6 separate regions of the Homo sapiens genome follow, and all the other regions are linked to region 4. Evidence: chromatin contacts called from ENCODE Hi-C or POLR2A ChIA-PET data. All regions are on one chromosome and are shown on one strand. Each heading gives the region's core, a stretch centred on a gene start or an enhancer-like site at or near the end of the contact. The rest is flanking DNA. Distances are from core to core; before and after follow the strand shown.

Region 1 (2,986 bases), core at 335-2,834, 500 kb before region 4:
ACAAACGCTCACTGAGAAGCTACTCTGGGCTGGCTCTGGGTGGGCAGAAGGGGACAGACAGACACATCTGCCTTCTTGGCGCTGCCACTCCCCCGGGCAAGTGGACATTGAACAGGACGACAACCCTGATGGGTCTGCGCACCCAGGCACCCCCGGATGTGGTGGTGCACACTCACCATGGCACCAAGGTCCAGACAGGGGTAGCGGGTGTGCTCCAGCCCCAGCTGGCGCAGGCTGACGGGGCCCAGGGTGGTGGGCAGCTCAGGGCGCAGGTCCATGGCCCACACGTAGCGTAGGCAGCACAGCGTCATCCCATACAGCAGGATGCAGGGCGAGCACAGCATGGCCAGTTGGTGGCGGCTGCGCACCGTCCAGATGAGGCAGGCCCAGAGCAGCAGTACGAAGGTCAGCCAGCTGTGGTAGGTGATGCTCCATACCTGCGCGGCAGAGAGGGCTGCACAGCTGCCCAGCGCACCCCACCCAGGCGATGCCCCACACCTGCGCGGCAGAGGGGGCTGCACAGCTGCCCAGCGCACCCCACCCAGGCGATGCCCCACACCTGCGCGGCAGAGGGGGCTGCACAGCTGCCCAGCGCACCCCACCCAGGCGATGCCCCACACCTGCGCGGCAGAGGGGGCCGCCCACCCCAACCCCCACAGCCGCCTACCATCATGGCAATGAGCGCGCACACATAGCTCTGGTCCATGATGAGGTGGCCCAGGCTGTGGAGCGGAGACGCCTCCCTGGGCTCAGCCCGCTTGGGCCGCACTGCAGGTGGGGACAGCGGTCAGCTTCGGCAGGTTGATCTGCAGGCCTCCCCACCCTGACTATGCCCTAAAATCTGGGCCCTGGGCAAGCACACAGCAGGAGAGACAGGCCCCCGGTGGGCTATGGGCAGAACACGAGGGCTCCGGCAATTGGGCTGACACCGTCCCTGAGCGTCAGGGATGGCCCTGCCAGCACCTGCCGTTCTCTGGGCCTCACTTTCCTTGAAAGGGTGGGAAAGGTGGCCCTGACCCCCTTTCCAGCTCTGCGCACCTGAAGACTCTCAGGACCCCCACCCCAGGGCCGTGGCTTCATTTGCTTCATTCAGAAACACATTGCAAAATGGAAAATCAAGGGTTAGGGTAAAGAAAGAAAGTAGCCAGAAAGAGCCCCCAGGCCCTCCCAAGGCGACGTGGCCAACACAGAGTTCCCAGGCCAGCCCCTGCCCTGGACGAGCGGCCTCCTGGGGCCACTGGGCCACCTGGAGCAGCTCCCAGAGCTAACAGCACAAGACAGCATAGCCACATTCTCTGGGGAGGGGTTGGGGGACCTGGAGGCCCCCCATGGGGTCTTGGGGATCAACGACGCGGCCACTCAGCTGCCCTGGGGGTCTTGGGGGTTGGTCAGTGACATGGCCACTCGGCTGCCCTGGGGGTCTCGGGGGTCACTGACACCGACCCGTGGATGTCCTGGGCCCCCGAGGGGGCGGCAGGCAGAGGTGCGGCGCGAGCATGCGAGAGCGCCAGGCGGCCACCAGGGGGCAGCACCGGCCTCCGCCCCGCCCCCCGCACCCAGCCATACCTTGCAGTGTGCGGTACTCACCAGGCCGCCGCAGGACGGAGCTCTGGCCGGTCAGCTCGTGCACGATGCAGTTATCAGCCTCGGTGTCGGGTGCTGTGGGCACCACGTGCTGTGGGCAAGCAGCGCTGAGCCATGCACGGGCTGGCCGGGCGCCCCCCACGCTGGCGTCTCCACCTGCCTGGCTGCTCACCTGGTCAGACTCCCGTTCCTGGGGCCACTGGTCCAGCTCTGCTAGCTCCAGCTCCCGAGCCTCATACCCCTTTGCCGCCTCCTTCCTCTGCAGAGACCAGCGTCTTGAGCCCAAACCAGCTCCACACCCCACCCAGAGGCAGGAGGTCCTGAGACCAGCCCCATGGCCTGGCCTCAGCCCACCCACCATGGGTGGCAGGTGCTCACCTGGCCGGAGGGGCGGTACGCGCGGAGCTTGCGCAGAGAGGCCGTGGCGTAGCACAGCAGCAGGAGGACGCCGGGGCTGGCATACACAGGCCAGTCCAGGCCGGTGTTGAGGACCAGCGCGTGGGGGCTGGAGCAGTTGGTGGGACCCACGAAGTCCTTGAGACCCAGCACCCTGTCCAGAGAAGACCCGTCACAGCCTACCACCCCAGAGGCAGTGGGGCCACAGGGGCTAGACGAGCCAGGTGGGCGGGACCAGGGTGGCAGGAAAAAGGGGCTGTGTGGCAAGCCGTTACCTAGCCCAGATGCCGGCAGGCGGGAGCAGAGCCTGTGCCAAGGGCATCTGGTAGCAGTAGAGGCAGATGAGATGGCCGGCGCCGAAGCACCCCACCGCGACGCAGAGTCTGCTGAAGCCCCGAGTGCTGATGGGAAAGTGGCAGGCCCACCAGGTGCAGAGGGCCAGGAAGAGCAGCAGGTAGACACTGGAGAGGGCCGAGGGGTGGGCGATGCCTGCGGGGCAGGGGCACACAGGGTGGTACCTGGCCAGTGCCATGTGTCCCGCTGTCTCCACAGTCATCAGGGAACTCCCAAGACCCCTCCCAGTGTGACTGCCAGTGCCCCCTGCCTCGGTGCGTACCTGCCAGTGCAAGCAGTGTTACGGCCAGGACCCGCCCAGCCGCCACCAGCAGCCAGTGGGCCGTGACTCGGAAACGAGCGGCCAGCCGTGACCTCCGTGTAGGGGCCAGCGTTGCTGCTTCCTGCAGCCCTGCCGTCGGGCTGGCATCCACATCCCTCTCATCATCATCCTGCCAAGGTCACGGACAGGGGCAAGGTCAGGTGTATCGCACTGACGCCACCTCTCCAGCCCACACCTGCCCAGCCAGGAGCGTGGGAGGCGGCCACATCCACAGCTGCTCCTCTGAGGGCCACAGGACAGCCTCCCCGGGCACAGGCCCCAGCCGTCCCTGAGGTCTGCCTGACACCTTCCTACTTCCTCACTCAAGCTCACAGTTCCTGCAGGCCTTCC
Region 2 (2,785 bases), core at 77-2,576, 440 kb before region 4:
TTTCCCAGATAGGAGCGCTATAGGTTTTAAGAACTAAAACTTTAAAATCTCAGCCCTCAGCCATGCTAAAGGCAGTTTCTTTTCTTTCCTTTTTTTTTTTTTTTTTTTTTTTTGAGACGGAGTTTCTCGCTCTTTCGCTCAGGCTGAAGTGCAGTGGCGCCATTTCGCCTCCCGGGTTCAAGCGATTCTGCTGCCTCAGCCCCCCAAGCAGTTGGAATTACAGGCGCCCGCCACCACGCCTGGCTAATTTTTGTATTTTTAGTAGAGAGGGGGTTTTACCATGTTGGTCAGGCTGGTCTCGAACTCCTGACCTCAGGTGATCCGCCCGCCTCGGCCTTTCAAAGTGCTGGGATTACAGGCGTGAACCATCGCGCCCGGCCCCTTTTCTTCGTTTCCATGTAATAGCTTGATTGAGAAATAATTCACATATCAAATCCACCCTTTTAAAAAGCGAGCAACGCGGATCGCGGAGGCCACGCCTGTGATCGCAGCGCTTTGGGAGGGGGCAGTTCCAAGAGAGCGGATCACTGAACCGGGGAGTTCGAGACCACCCGGCAACGTAATCTCCGCCTCGATAGAAATAGTTTTTTTTTTTTTTTTGAGACGGAGTCTCGCTGTCGCCCAGGCTGGAGTGCAGTGGCGCGATCTCGGCTCACTGCAGGCTCCGCCCCACGGGGTTCACGCCATTCTCAGGCCTCAGCCTTTTGAGTAGCTGGGACCACAGGTGCCCACCACCACGCCCGGCTAATTTTTTGTATTTTTAGTAGAGACGGGGTTTCACCGTGTTAGCCAGGATGGTCTCGATCTCCTGACCTCATGATCCGCCCGCCTCGGCCTCCCAAAGTACTGGGATTACAGGCGTGAGCCACCGCGCCCAGCCAGAAATAGTTTTAAAAAAAGAAATAAGGAGCGTGCGGCCCGCGGGGGAAGCGCCTTTACCAGCTCGAGCCTGCAGCCCCCCAGGCCGCGCCGTCCTCGGCTCCCCCGGGCAGCGCCGGGGTTTTGTCAGGCGCGCGCTGCTGTTTGCCTGGATTGCGCTCATTCTGACCCTGAAGCCAGCGGCCCCACTGACACGCCCTGAAAAGTGGGAGCCACACGCGGGATCCGGAGACCGCGCTAAAGTCCCACGCACGACGGCGCCCGCCGGCGAGTCCACGCCCGCACGTCGGCGCATGCGCGCGGCCAAGCCGGTGCCCGCGCCCACCAGCGCGCATGCGCGCCCCGTCCCTTCCCTCCCCCCGTGCTCTGCCCCGATGGTTCGGTCCGCGCCGGGGGCGGGGCCAGGGCGCCCGCGGGAAATTTGGCGGGAACCGCGCCCGCCTCTTCCTCCCTTCCTTCTTTCCTTGCTTTCGCCGCGCACTCCGCCGCCATGGAGCAGCGCCGCGTCACCGACTTCTTCGCGCGCCGCCGCCCCGGGCCCCCCCGCATCGCGCCGCCCAAGCTGGCCTGCCGCACCCCCAGCCCCGCCAGGCCCGCACTCCGCGCCCCGGCCTCCGCTACCAGTGGCAGCCGCAAGCGCGCCCGCCCGCCCGCCGCCCCCGGACGCGACCAGGCCAGGCCACCGGCCCGCAGGAGACTGCGGCTGTCGGTGGACGAGGTGAGGGGCGTGGGGAGACTGAGGCCGGGGAGTTGGGGGCGGGGAGACTGAGGCCCGGGGGGCAGGGCTCGGGGAAACTGAGGCGGAGGGACGGGGGCGGGGAAACAGGCGGGGGGGACGGGGCGCAGGGAACTCTGGGACAGGCCGGGGGATCCTGGGGGCGCCCTGCCACCACTGGGGACTTGGCTGGCTCCTGAGATGAGCAGGAGGCACTGGGGGGCTTGCACCGGGATCCGATGATGGGGCTGGAAGTCCAGCTTCTCTGCGAGGCCAGGGCAGGGGTCCGACCTGGAAACGGCCCCGGAAGACGAGAGCAAGGCTGTGTCCCCGGCCTTAGCACAGACCACCATCTACGGGAAGTCCTAAGCCCCCCAGCCATGCCCGTCCCAGTTAACTCAGAGCGGCTTCTGATCCTTCGGGGTCCTCTGCAGAGCCAGGAGCACCAGGTCTTGTCATGAGTTCACCCTTGGGGTCCCTCCCACCAGGTTTCCAGCCCCAGTACCCCCGAGGCCCCAGACATCCCAGCCTGCCCTTCTCCGGGCCAGAAGATAAAGAAATCCACCCCGGCAGCAGGTCAGCCGCCCCACCTGACATCCGCGCAGGACCAGGTGAGGGGCGGGGCCTGGGGCAGATGCGGGAGGGCTGAGTGGTGCCGGCCTGCCTGCCTGCCTGACGGCACCGTGTCCCCTGATCCCCCTGAAGGACACCATCTCTGAGCTTGCGTCATGCCTGCAACGGGCCCGGGAGCTGGGGGCAAGAGTCCGGGCGCTGAAGGCCAGTGCCCAGGATGCTGGGGAGTCCTGCACCCCAGAGGCCGAGGGCCGCCCTGAGGAGCCATGGTGAGTGCTGGGTGGGCGGCCACGAGGCCCCGGCAAAGGCCGGGTTGGTGGCAGGCGTGGCCCAGCGAGCCTGTCAGAGGCCCAGGTCTGCTCCTTCCAGGGAGGGTGGTGGTGAGGTCACCAGGGCGCGGACCCAGACCCCTGAGAAAAAGGTCCCGGGCACTGCTGGCGCTGTGCCCTCAGTCCCTCCTGCGGGGGGCAGCTCCTGCCTCGGGGACTCTGGCAGGTTTCAAATGCTCCTGATGCATTGGTGTGTTGTCTGCCTCTGCCCCTGAGAGCTGACGAAACTGCGCTGGGGAGAGGGCAGAGCTTCCCTGGGGGAGCTGCGTGGACACAGCAGAGCTGGGGT
Region 3 (2,750 bases), core at 67-2,566, 460 kb after region 4:
GCGGCCCTGCCCCCTCCTGCCGCCAGGAGCTCACCTGGAGAGGCCAGGCCAGCCCTGGGCACAGCCTCCCGCCCCAGGCCGTGGAGTTCACTAGGTCTGAGCCCAGCCCTGAGACTTCACAGGGATGCACCCATCTGCAGTCCTCCCAGCCTCGGCGGCCTCCTCTGCAAATGGGATTGGCCCATAACCTGGAGGAATTAGGATGACCATGGGAACTCAAGTCCCTTCTGTGCCCCCGTCCTAAGATTTCCATGGCAACTGGGGCCGCGAGGCCTCTTAGGGAAGACACTGACGCAAGCTCTCAGGGCAGGACCCCGTAGGCAGCACCCAAGCCTGCCCTCGCCCACCCCATGTTCTCAGCCCTAGGAGTGGGTGCCCCCACACGCCCACGACCCCTCAGCGCTCGGAGCCTTGAGGAGCCCACCAGGCACTGAGGACACTTGAAGCCCCTCTCTCTCGAAAGGCGTGGTCCCCCATGGTCGGCGGCCCCGCGACCCGCAGGCCAGGACGAGGGGCGCGCTCCTCCTGGCCTGGCGCCTACCTTGATGGTGGTGAACTCCTTCCTCCAGGGCAGCAGGTACAGGTGCACCGCGGCGAGCTCCAGAAGCTCGAAGGCGCGAGCCAGGCCGCGTAGCGCGGGCGCCAGGTCGGCGCGGCCCCACAGCCCGTCGGTGAGCAGAGCCAGCGCGTCGTCCTGCAGCGCCCCGTGCAGGTCGAAGTCCTCCACCAGGATCTGCCAGAGCACCGCGCGCAGCGAGGGGTCCCCGCACACGCCCGCGCGGCCCCGTCGCAGCTCGCGCTCCAGGCACTGGCGGTAGTCCTCGGACAGCGAGCTGCTGCCCATCCTGCGGCGGACGGGGGTCGGGGGGGTCAGGGACCTAAGGCCGCGCCCAGCCCGCCGCGCTCTCCCCGAACCCTCACCCAGCGTCCCCAGGACCCCTCGAGCCTGGAGACCCCGCCCCCAGCGGCTGGGCGCCCCCGGTATCTTCGGCACCCCCTACGCTGGAGACCTCGGCCCCATCAGCTGCCCGCCCACCCAGCGATCCAGGCCCCTCCAGTTGAGCGCCCCCGCACCTCCAGCCCCTCCCTCCAGCCTGGGTACCTCGGCCTTCCAGGGGCGCCCCCGGTTATCGACCGCACCCTTCTCTAGAGACGCGCTTCCGCCCGCTGAGCCCTCTCCCGACCAGAGCCCCTTCGCCCGGCAGATGGAGCTGCGGATCCCGCGGGTGACGGCGCTACCTGTCTGTCCCCAGCGGTCTCCGGCCGCCGCGGATCAGTTCGGGCCTCCCCGCGCGCCGCGCGCTTCCGCCGGGAGTCGGCTCCGCCCGGGGTCCGCGGCCGTGACGCTGGGGGCGGGGCGGGGCTTGGCGCAGGCCCCGCCTCCGAATAATTTAGGAGGGGCGGGGCCTGGTGAAAGGGGAGGAGGAGGTGTCAGCCCGGCCGAGCCCCTGCGCGAGGCACCCCGAGAGCCTCCTGTCACCGCGTCGCCCGTCTCCTCGCGGGACCGGTATCGTTCACGACGCCGCTGGGCCGAGGGCTGCGGGCTCATGGCAGGCGCTCAGGGAACGTTGTGCCTGGGCCGCTCCTCCCCACGAGACAGGGACCCAGCCCCAGGCGACCCGGCCGCGGGGAAGCAGGTGCGCGGGCTCGTCCCCTGGGGGGTGGGGCCACCGGCATTACCTGGCGGGGATTGGCTGGATCCTGGGAAGAGCCTTTCCTGCGGGGCGGGGCCACCTGCATTACCTGGCGGGGATTGGCCGGATCCGGGGGCGGGCCTCCCCTGTGGGGCGGGGCCATCCCCTTGAGGGAGGGGCCCGCGGCACGGAAGGTGGGCGGAAGGACAAGCCTTTCAGCCTCGTCTGAAACAGCAGCCTCAGGTGGATGCGGGGACCTCAGATTCTGTTTATGCTGGCTCCGCTTCCCGGCCTCCTGCACTTGCCATCTGCAGCCCTTGAGAGCATCGTCTGGGCGGGTCTCTGAGGCAGGGCGAAGCCGCCCCCCTCTCTAGGCTAAAAGCTGACCTGGGCTGCGGATCCACCCAGGCTAAATCTGGGCCACGACTTCCCGGGGACGTTTTCTTCGCTCGGGTTCCTCTGTTCTGTGCTACAGCCACTTTCTCGCATTGCCCAGAAGTAGAGGAGGATGAGGGAGACCCTTGGAGGTCCCAGCCGAAACCCACCCCTACCCCACACCCCCGCTTTGGGCAGGCTTTGCTACTTCACGTCTGTGTCCCTCATCTCTCCAGGCCACCAAAACCAAGGCCCAAGTTTGTTGAAACTTTCCCTGGGCCTGGGCGGCGAGGTCCCCCCTTTTTCTTAGATTTTTTACCTGGAAGTTCCCTGCTGGCATCTTAGAAATAGTGATCATGACCGGGTGCGGTGGCTCACGCCTGTAATCCCAGCACTTTGAGAGGCCGAGGCGGGCGGATCACCTGAAGTCAGGAGTTCAAGACCAGCCTGGCCAACATGGTGAAACCCCGTCTCTATTAAAAATACGAAAGTTAGCCGGGCGTGGTGGCACATGTCTGTAAGCCCAGCTACTTGGGAGGCTGAGGCAGGAGAATTACTTGAACCTGGGAGGCAGAGGTTGCGGTTGCAGTGAGCTAAGATCGTGCCACTGCACTCCAGCCTGGGTGACAGAGCGAGAATGTCTGGAAAAAAAAATCGTGATGCAGTCGGTGGATCTCCCTGAGTTATCTAGGTGGCCACCTCTGGACAGGGAGCTCTTTTACTTACTGTTTACTGAACTCA
Region 4 (2,902 bases), core at 126-2,625:
CAGACAGATGGACAAAAATGGAATATCTGGAAATAGACCTAGCAACATGGAAATTTAGTTAATAAAGTGGGTATTTCAGATCAGTGGGGCAAAAATGCAGTTTGTAATGAAAGGTGCTAGGACAACTGGTGAGCTGTCTGAACAAGATGGTTTTACATGTATAAATTACACCGTTCAGGTCGAGTGTGGCGGCTCACGCCTGTAATCCTAGCACTTTGGGAGGCCAAGGGGGGGCAGATCAGTTGAGATCAGGAGTTCGAGACCAGCCTGGCCAACATGGTGAAACCCCATCTCGGGCAGGCGCAGTGGCTCGCGCCTGTGATCCCAGCACTTTGGGAGGCCGAGGCAGGCGGATCACGAGGTCAGGAGATCGAGACCATCCTTGTTAACACAGTGAAACCCCGTCTCTACTAAAAATACAAAAAAATTAGCCGGGCGTGGTGGCGGGCGCCTGTAGTCCCAGCTACTCGGGAGGCTGAGCCAGGAGAATGGCGTGAACCCGGGAGGCGGAGCTTGCAGCGAGCCGAGATCGCGCCACTGCACTCCAGCCTGGGCAGCAGTGAGACTCCATCTCAAAAGAAAAGAAAAGAAAAGAAAAACCCCATCTGTACTAAAAATACGAAAGTTAGCCAGGCATGGTGGTGCGGGCCTGTAATCCCAGCTACTCAGGGGGCTGAGGCAGGAGAATTGGTTGAGCCCGGGAGGTGGAGCTTGCAGTGAGCCGAGATGGCGCCACTGCACTCCAGCCTGGGTGACAGAGCGAGACCCCGCCTTCCCCCCGCCCCCCAAAAAATTACACCGTTCACAGGAATAAGCTGCAAATGGATCAGGGATCTAAATGTGGACAAAACGTGCACACGTGGGTGATGTGAATGGTTTCGGGGCGATTGGGAAGAGGGCCTGGCCAGCAGGGGGCGGTAGCGCAGGCAGACCGGGTTCCGCGGTGCCTCGCCGGCTTCGGGGTGGGGGTCACCGCTCAGAAGGGGAGGAGAGCGAGGGACTTCCGGGGGGAAGGGAGGAGAGCGAGGGACTTCCGGGGGGAAGGGAGGAGAGCGAGGGACTTCCGGGGGGAAGGGAGGAGAGCGAGGGACTTCCGGGGGGAAGGGAGGAGAGCGAGGGACTTCCGGGGGGAAGGGAGGAGAGCGAGGGACTTCCGGGGGGAAGGGAGGAGAGCGAGGGACTTCCGGGGGGAAGGGAGGAGAGCGAGGGACTTCCGGGGGTAAGGGACTCGGTGAGGAACTCGGGGGATCGGAGAGGGGCTCGTGTGCTGGGCGACAGTGACACACTCAGCAGCCCGGCGGGAGCCGCGGTCGGTACCGTCTGAAGGGCAGCCGGGGCTGGGGGACCGACAGCTCTCAGGTGTCGGTTTTTCTGTGGCTAGCGGATGTTTGGCACCATTTCACAGGGCACACAGGGCAGACGGGACCTAGATGACGACAGATCTGCGTGTTTGGGCTCTGTTTGAAACAGACCTCAGCCAGAGTCTTGAAGAGCAGAACCCGGAGTGTTGAAGTCACAAGAGATCAACATCCCTACGGTGTGAAATCCTGAAAACGGCAAATCCCAAAGGACGAAACGCCCGAAAATGATGTCATCCTTTAAGTGTTTTCTTCTTTTTTCTTTTCTTTTTCTTTTCTTTTCTTTTTTTTTTTTTTTTTGAGTCAGGATCTCGCTCTGTCGCCCAGGCTGCAGTGCAGTGCCGCTATCGTGGCTCACTGCAGCCTCAGCCTCCTGGGCTCGAGTGGTCCTCCCACCAGAGCCTCCCACACTGCTGGGATTACAGGCACCAACCACCTTGCGCAGCTAGAGAGTAATTTTTAAACTTCTTTAAAAGACAGTTAGACTGGACATGGTGGCTCACGACGGGAATCCCAGCAATTTGGGAGCTCAAGCTGGGGGGATCGCTAGAGTCCAGGAGTTTGAGACCAGCCTGGGAAACAGGGAGACCGTGTCTCTACGAAAAAAAGTTTAAAAAATTAGCCGGATGTGGTGGCTCACGCCTGTGCTTCCAGGTATTCTGGAGGCTGAGGCAGGAGAATGGCGTGAACCCGGGAGGCGGAGCTTGCAGTGAGCTGAGATCGCCCCACTGCACTCCAGCCTGGGTGACAGAGCTAGACTCTGTCTCAAAAAAAAAAAAAAAAAAAATATATATATATATATATACACACACACACACGTATGTGTGTGTGTGTATATATACATATATATTTACTATATATTTATATATGTTATATATATAAATATAGATAGATGATCAGGAAAGACGTGAGAATGTCTTCAGTTGACACCTCAGGCTGAGCATCAGCACAGAGGCAGCCCACAACAACAAAAAACACAACAGTCAACAAAACCAAAACCCAGCAAACCCTGGGGAATGGGGAGAGTCTGACTTTCAGAGTTATATTATTAGATTCAAACGTCTAATTTTTTTTTTTTTGAGACGGAGTCTCGCTCTGTCGCCCAGGCTGGAGTGCAGTGGCGCGATCTCGGCTCCCTGCAAGCTCTGCCTCCCGGGTTCACGCCATTCTCCTGCCTCAGCCTCCCGAGTAGCTGGGACTACAGGCACCCGCCACCACGCCCGGCTAATTTTTTTTGTATTTTTAGAAGAGACGGGGTTTCACCGTGTTAGCCAGGATGGTCTCGATCTCCTGACCTTGTGATCTGCCCACCTTGGCCTCCCAAAGTGCTGGGATTACAGGCGTGAGCCGCTGTGCCCGGCCTCAAACGTCTAATCTTTAACAAAAGTTCCAAGCGGGCCAAGGGCACAGATGCTGCCTGCACCTGCGCAGCCACCCACCGTCGACAGGAGAGCAGAGGCACCAGGCCTGCTCCCACCACAGAGAGAAACGGGCTCCCCAGCCCAGCTCTGGGCTGGTCAGCAACCCCCACTCCCCACCCTGCC
Region 5 (2,761 bases), core at 1-2,500, 480 kb after region 4:
AACGGGCCACACCCCTCCGGCCTGCTTTTCCTTCCTAAGACGACTGCAAACAGCATCACAAATGAGCAGGTATGTGGCCTTCTCTGCATGCCGTCCCCTGTGGCAACCGGATTAAATCTACCATCTCTGCCCAGAAAAATGCACGAACGCACGGACCTGCCCGTCACTCGGATTTTGGAAGGTGGCCTGGCGGACCCTCCTGCTACATCTCCTCTACAGGTGGAGCCCAGGCTGTGATGCACCGGCTCAGCGAGCGGAGTGGAAAGCCAAGGTCCGCAGGATCTGAGCTGTCCAAGGTCACTGCACGCCCGGCTGCGCCCCGCCCCCGTCCTCGCCCGGGAACCGCGGCCCGGGATCCCGGCTGGCGCCCGCTCCCAAGTCTCCAGCCCGAGCCGGCCCCGTCCTCGCCCTCCCCGGGCGGGGGTCCCTCCAGGGGCCACCCTCAGCGGCCAAGCCCCGCCCCCGCCCCGCCTCACCCGGGGCCGGTTGCCGGTGTCCAGCTCGATGGCCCCGTTGGCAAGCTTCATGGCGCTCTGCAGCGGCTTCACCGTGCCGTCCCCGGCCGCAGCGGCCATGGCGCCGAGCGGGGGAGGCGGCGGCGGTAGCCGAGGGGCTGGACGGGCGACCGGAGGCCCGGAACGCAGCCGGCGCTGGTGCTGGAGCCGCCCGAGCAGCGGACCGCAGGAAGGGACGCGGCCGCACTTCCGGCGACGGGCCCCCTCCGCGCGTACTGCGGGCCCCACGGGTGTTAGTGGCGGGGGCGGCAGAGTCCGGGTGGGTTGTCGCGACGGAGCCGGGCCTCTTCGCCGTCTTGAGACGGGGCTGGCGAGAAGGGCCCCTCACGGAGTTGCCATGGGCGTCTAACCGCGGCAGCCAGGCCCCTCTCTACGTGAGACCCCGGCCCCCCTCCCCTTTCTGCAGCCCGCCCGCCACCTGCGCGCCGCGTGGCCTCCGCCGGCGCCTGCCCGCCCCGCGCCTCCGTCTCCCACGGTAAGAGGCGGTGAGGGCCGCGTCGCCTCTCCCTGGAGGACTCGTCGTGAGGTGTCGGCGAGCCCCTCCGCCCACCGCCCCGCCCCAGGCCAGCGCTCCATTGGCGACAGAGGCGGGCACGGCCGCCCTCGGGCCCGAGAGGGGAGCGGTACGAGCGGGGGCGCTGGCACCGCGGGTGGAACCTCGGCCGGCGGGGTCCCGCCCCTGGCCCCTGGCCCGCCCCGCCCGCCTCGCTTTGCTTCTCGCTCCGCCCCTCCCCCGCCCCGCCTCGCTTCCAGCGCGCCGAGCGGAGCCTAACGCCGGGTCCTCTAGGAACCTCGGGCCGGGCAGCACCCGCGGGATTCTGCTGGCGTCCTCCGCTGCCATGAAGCGGGACCGGCTGGGCCGCTTCCTGTCTCCTGGGTCGTCCCGACAGTGCGGGGCCTCGGACGGCGGCGGCGGCGTCAGCCGGACTCGGGGCCGCCCTTCCCTTAGCGGTGGGCCGAGGGTGGACGGGGCGACGGCGCGGCGCGCCTGGGGCCCGGTGGGGTCCTGCGGGGACGCGGGCGAGGACGGCGCGGACGAGGCAGGTGGGTCCGCGGCCCGGGCGTGGCGGGTTGGGGTCGCGGCAGGGGTTGCTCGTGGGAGGAGCCGCACTGACGCCCGGAAGCCGGCGCGGCCTCTCCTCCACCCGGCCAAGGGCGTAGCGGACTCGGGGCTGCGTCGGGATAGGCGCTGGGCGGCCGGCTCGGTTTTCCTCGCGCTCCGTGACGCCGGCGTCGCCGGCCCGGCCTCCCCGGCCGCGGGCTCGGCCAGAAGGGACCCGGCGTGAGGAGCGCTGTCACCGCGGGCAGGTCGCCCTGGGGTGCCCGCGCGTGGGAATCGCCCTCCCCTGCTTCGTGCCCTCGCGGAGCCGGAAAGGAGGCGGCACCTGCAATTGGCAGACAGGAAACCGCGGCGTTTCCTGGAGGGCGCAGCGCCTGCCCCGGGTCTCGCGGTCGCTGGGAGGAGGGTGCAGTTCCAGGTTTCACTCTTGAAGTTGCTTCGCTGGAGAGGCCTTAGAGGCCTTTGAAATTTGAAAGATTTCTTGGACCAGCGGCCACATCCCCCACAGGGCGGCTTGTCCCGCCGAGAGCCGCGCGCCCGAGCCGCTTGCTGTGTCCGGGAGCCGCGCGAAGGGCGCTGCAGGCGCTGCCCTCGGACCTGGAGTCCGGGACGCCCTGTGCTCAGGAGCCTCCTTTGCCAGCTGCTAACACTTCCTGCCGCTCTGTGCAGGAGCAGGCCGGGCTCTCGCCATGGGTCACTGTCGCCTCTGCCACGGGAAGTTTTCCTCGAGAAGCCTGCGCAGCATCTCCGAGAGGGCGCCTGGAGCGAGCATGGAGAGGCCATCCGCAGAGGAGCGCGTGCTCGTACGGGACTTCCAGCGCCTGCTTGGTGTGGCTGTCCGCCAGGACCCCACCTTGTCTCCGTTTGTCTGCAAGAGCTGCCACGCCCAGTTCTACCAGTGCCACAGCCTTCTCAAGTCCTTCCTGCAGAGGGTCAACGCCTCCCCGGCTGGTCGCCGGAAGCCTTGTGCAAAGTACGCCCTAGTCTGTTCAGAGCACGTTCAGGCTGTCAGTACTGCAGTGTGACGGGTGTTGAGAGAGGGACAGGGCGTGCCTCCGCGGGAGCCTCTGGGTGGGGGGAATGGGCCATGCCCGGGTTCAGTGCCAACAGCCCTGGGACTGTTGTGGAGAGATGAACTGGGAGGAGCTGGGGTGAGGGAAGAGAAAGTTGCCTATGGGGACCGCTG
Region 6 (2,741 bases), core at 96-2,595, 360 kb after region 4:
CCTCAGCCCCTTCCATTGGAAGTTGGTTTATGTTCCTTCTTCTTGAACCTAGGAAGACTTCGGTCCAATGTGGCTTATTTTTGTTTGTTTTTGAGATGGAGTCTCGCTCTGTCACCCGGGCTGGAGTGCAGCGGTGGGATCTCAGCTCACTGCAACCTCCGCCTCCCGGGTTCAAGTGATTCTCCTGCCTCAGCCTCCCAAGTAGCTGGGATTACAGGCGCGTGCCACCACACCTGGCTAATTTTTGTATTTTTTTTTTTTTTTTTGAGACGGAGTCTGGCTCTGTCGACCAGGCTGGAGTGCAGTGGTGCGATCTTGGCTCACTGCAAGCTCCGCCTCCCAGGTTCATGCCATTCTCCTGCCTCAGCCTCCCGAGTAGCTGGGACTACAGGCGCCCGCCACTATGCCCGGCTAATTTTTTGTATTTTTAGTAGAAACAGGGTTTCACCGTGTTAGCCAGGATGGTCTCGATCTCCTGACCTCGTGATCCACCCGCCTCAGCCTCCCAAAATGCTGGGATTACAGGCGTGAGCCACCGCACCCGGCCAATTTTTGTATTTTTATTTGTATTTTTAGTAGAGACAGGGTTTCACCATGTTGGCCAGGCTGGTCCTGACCTCAAGTGATCCACCCACCTCGGCCTCCCAAAGTGCTGGGATTACAGGCGTGAGCCACTGTGCCTGGCCCCCACGTGGATTCTGACACCCCACGGTAAGAATGCTGGGCGCTGCTCCCGTGCTCAGGAGATGTGGCTCCCGGGAAACTGACGATGCTGCGAGGAAGCTCAAGCGCCCGCACCCCAGCTGAGCTCCCGGCTGGCAGCCAGTGCCAGGGGCCACCATGCGAGTGCACCACCTCCAGCAGCTCCTGTAGCCCCGGGCAGGATGCCCTGCCTGCATCCTCACGAGAGGCCTGAGCCAAAGCCACACGGCAAATCCTCGTGTGGATTCCTGACCCAGGTCGTGGCCCGGGTTAATCCACGGTTGCTGTTCGAAGCCACTCGGTTTGGGCGTGATGAGTCGTAGGGCAGGAGGTAACAGACACATCCTCTTTCCCAGGGATCTTGTGAGGAATGAACGAGGGATGCAGGAGCCCCTGCTGGATAAATAGGTGTCAGTTTCACAAGGGGAGCCGGCTTCTCCTTATTCTCAGGAACCACCAATCACAGCTGCTGAGCATCCCCCACCCTGTCTTGCTGGCCACCGGCTGCCTGGGCCTCACAGGCTGAGGACGCGGGGTCAACCCCTGCCCACCCATGCGCGGAGTCGGATGAGGGCTCTGACTCGGTGGGTGGGGGGGGCAGCTGGAGGGAGTGGGAAGAGCAGCAGCTCAGCGTCCAGGCTGTTCTTTCTCCTGCTGCCGAGGCGAGTACAGGCAGGAAGTTGTGACTAAGTGCTTGTAATTGGTGCGGGGGCTGTGGCAGGGCTGTCAGACAGGAGTACCGCCGGCCCCTGGCACAGCAGGGCCGTGGGCGAAAGCTGTCTTCCTTGCCACCTCACGCCTCACCTGTCCCTGCACTGGGGCCCCACCCCCATCAGAGCCCACCCAGGACCCCTGTCCAGCTGGTGCCTCCCTCCCCTCACCCCATCAAGACCCACCACAGCCCAGGAGTACTGAGTATTCCAGTACTCACTGAGCTAAGTTCCCACAACAACCCCGCCTGGCTGACTGTTGTGAGTGCATCTCACTGACGGGACGGCCGACCTCAGAAAAACCCTAGGTGCACTGCTGGGGAGGCAGGGCAGGGTGGCGAGCTGGGTCTGGCCCCTGGGTTCCCAGCACTCAGCCTGGAGCCCCTAGGTCCTGGCTGAGCACATGTGTGTCTGTTAGGCATGTGTGCGTGCATGTGTGCATAGGCATGTGTGGGTGCATGGATGCACGGGTGCATATGTGTGCATGGGTGTATCTGTGTTGCTCTGTGTGTGCATAGGCATGTATGCATGTGTGCATGTGTGTGCATGCATGTGTGTGCATGGATGTATGGGTGCATACGTGTGCACAGGTGTAGATGTGTTGCCCTGTGCATGTGGAAGAGGCTGGAGTGGGGGTGTTGGTCCTCACTGCTTTACTGAAACATCTTTAGGAGCCCCAGTTGCACTGGGACTTGGCCACACTGCCAGCCCTCCCCATCCCAGGCAGTCAGCATCCAGACCCCAGGTGGAGCAAGTGACGTGCAAGGTCTTGGTGCCCCATTACTCCACCAGGACAGTACATTATCATCCCACTGTGCAGAGAAGCACTGGGGGCTGGAGGGAGGCACTGGGGGCTGGAGGGGGGCACTGGGGGCTGGAGGGGAGCCCTGGGGGCTGGAGGGAAAGCCCTGGGGGCTGGAGGGGAGCACTGGGGGCTGGAGGGGAAGCCCTGGGGGCTGGAGGGGAGCCCTGGAGGCTGGAGAGGAAGCCCTGGGGGCTGGAGGGGAGCCCTGGGGGCTGGAGGGAAAGCCCTGGGGGCTGGAGGGGAGCACTGGGGGCTGGAGGGGAAGCCCTGGGGGCTGGAGGGGACCCTGGGGCTGGAGGGGAAGCCCTGGGGGCTGGAGGGGAGCCCTGGAGGCTGGAGGGGAGCACTGGGGGCTGGAGGAAGCACTGGGGGCTGGAGGGGAGCACTGGAGGCTGGAGGGGAAGCCCTGGGCTGCAGAGGAGCATTGGGGGCTGGAGGGAAGCAGTGGGGGTTGGAGGGGAGCACTGAGGGTTGGAGGGGAGCACTGGGGGCTGGCAGGAAGCACTGGGGGCTGGAGGGGAGCA

What was found. Hi-C counts contacts between places; a loop is a spot of excess contacts on that map. ChIA-PET counts read pairs that join two places held with the same protein, here RNA polymerase II (POLR2A). Pooled maps may share reads with other maps.
Region 1: a pooled map shows a loop between it and region 4 (4-fold over the local background). The contact joins two enhancer-like sites. A Hi-C loop is called at or near these places in 2 of 50 pooled maps.
Region 2: a loop to region 4 is called in a pooled map, with 9 times the contacts of the local background. The contact joins the promoter of CDT1 here to the enhancer-like site in region 4. A Hi-C loop is called at or near these places in 3 of 37 single-sample maps with no recorded cell type and 10 of 50 pooled maps. POLR2A ChIA-PET finds 5 or more read pairs at or near these places in 13 of 52 experiments (A673, BJ, CD4-positive, alpha-beta T cell and 10 more).
Region 3: a loop to region 4 is called in a map of PC-9, with 4 times the contacts of the local background. The contact joins the promoter of SPATA2L here to the enhancer-like site in region 4. A Hi-C loop is called at or near these places in 2 of 168 maps with a recorded cell type or tissue (PC-9 and naive thymus-derived CD4-positive, alpha-beta T cell), 11 of 37 single-sample maps with no recorded cell type and 14 of 50 pooled maps. POLR2A ChIA-PET finds 5 or more read pairs at or near these places in 4 of 52 experiments (CD4-positive, alpha-beta T cell, H1, HepG2 and 1 more).
Region 5: a loop to region 4 is called in a map of sigmoid colon, with 6 times the contacts of the local background. The contact joins the promoter of ZNF276 here to the enhancer-like site in region 4. A Hi-C loop is called at or near these places in 1 of 168 maps with a recorded cell type or tissue (sigmoid colon) and 10 of 50 pooled maps. POLR2A ChIA-PET finds 5 or more read pairs at or near these places in 4 of 52 experiments (BJ, H1, HepG2 and 1 more).
Region 6: a loop to region 4 is called in a pooled map, with 3 times the contacts of the local background. The contact joins two enhancer-like sites. A Hi-C loop is called at or near these places in 2 of 50 pooled maps. POLR2A ChIA-PET finds 5 or more read pairs at or near these places in 5 of 52 experiments (BJ, Caco-2, activated B cell and 2 more).

Annotation. Positions count from the first base shown.
Region 1 is chr16:88,735,972-88,738,957 of GRCh38, forward strand. PIEZO1 (piezo type mechanosensitive ion channel component 1 (Er blood group)) reads right to left here. Exons shown (of 51, transcript NM_001142864.4): 6 at 2,597-2,765; 7 at 2,256-2,469; 8 at 1,963-2,134; 9 at 1,757-1,843; 10 at 1,588-1,675; 11 at 668-768; 12 at 177-437. HSALR1 (HSP90AB1 associated lncRNA 1) reads left to right here. Exons shown (of 3, transcript NR_103774.1): 2 at 1,850-2,434; 3 at 2,533-2,986. Among named protein-coding and RNA genes, the nearest start is that of PIEZO1-AS1, 5.3 kb to the right of the region's middle. RefSeq lists a silencer at 1,385-1,604. Within about 2 kb of position 1,585, at least 2 of the 41 ENCODE cell types and tissues checked have a DNase peak (open chromatin) inside an H3K27ac peak, as active enhancers do.
Region 2 is chr16:88,802,463-88,805,247 of GRCh38, forward strand. It overlaps CDT1 (chromatin licensing and DNA replication factor 1), which reads left to right and starts at 1,327. Exons shown (of 10, transcript NM_030928.4): 1 at 1,327-1,597; 2 at 2,083-2,205; 3 at 2,300-2,436. The coding sequence starts at 1,370. RefSeq lists enhancers at 581-1,156, 1,875-2,758, 2,759-2,785 and silencers at 1,089-1,328, 1,409-1,518.
Region 3 is chr16:89,700,389-89,703,138 of GRCh38, forward strand. It overlaps SPATA2L (spermatogenesis associated 2 like), which reads right to left and starts at 1,317. Exons shown (of 3, transcript NM_152339.4): 1 at 1,240-1,317; 2 at 542-845. The coding sequence starts at 844. RefSeq lists silencers at 923-1,022, 1,193-1,912.
Region 4 is chr16:89,240,061-89,242,962 of GRCh38, forward strand. No RefSeq gene overlaps it. Among named protein-coding and RNA genes, the nearest start is that of ZNF778, 24 kb to the left of the region's middle. RefSeq lists a silencer at 968-1,057 and an enhancer at 1,565-2,081. Within about 2 kb of position 1,376, at least 41 of the 41 ENCODE cell types and tissues checked have a DNase peak (open chromatin) inside an H3K27ac peak, as active enhancers do; they include A673, CD4-positive, alpha-beta T cell, PC-9 and 1 more, where a contact is called at or near this core.
Region 5 is chr16:89,720,287-89,723,047 of GRCh38, forward strand. It overlaps ZNF276 (zinc finger protein 276), which reads left to right and starts at 1,251. Exons shown (of 11, transcript NM_001113525.2): 1 at 1,251-1,559; 2 at 2,245-2,548. The coding sequence starts at 1,355. It overlaps VPS9D1 (VPS9 domain containing 1), which reads right to left and starts at 612. Exons shown (of 15, transcript NM_004913.3): 1 at 477-612. The coding sequence starts at 575. RefSeq lists silencers at 219-1,338, 1,419-1,878.
Region 6 is chr16:89,601,231-89,603,971 of GRCh38, forward strand. No RefSeq gene overlaps it. Among named protein-coding and RNA genes, the nearest start is that of DPEP1, 11 kb to the right of the region's middle. Within about 2 kb of position 1,346, at least 3 of the 41 ENCODE cell types and tissues checked have a DNase peak (open chromatin) inside an H3K27ac peak, as active enhancers do.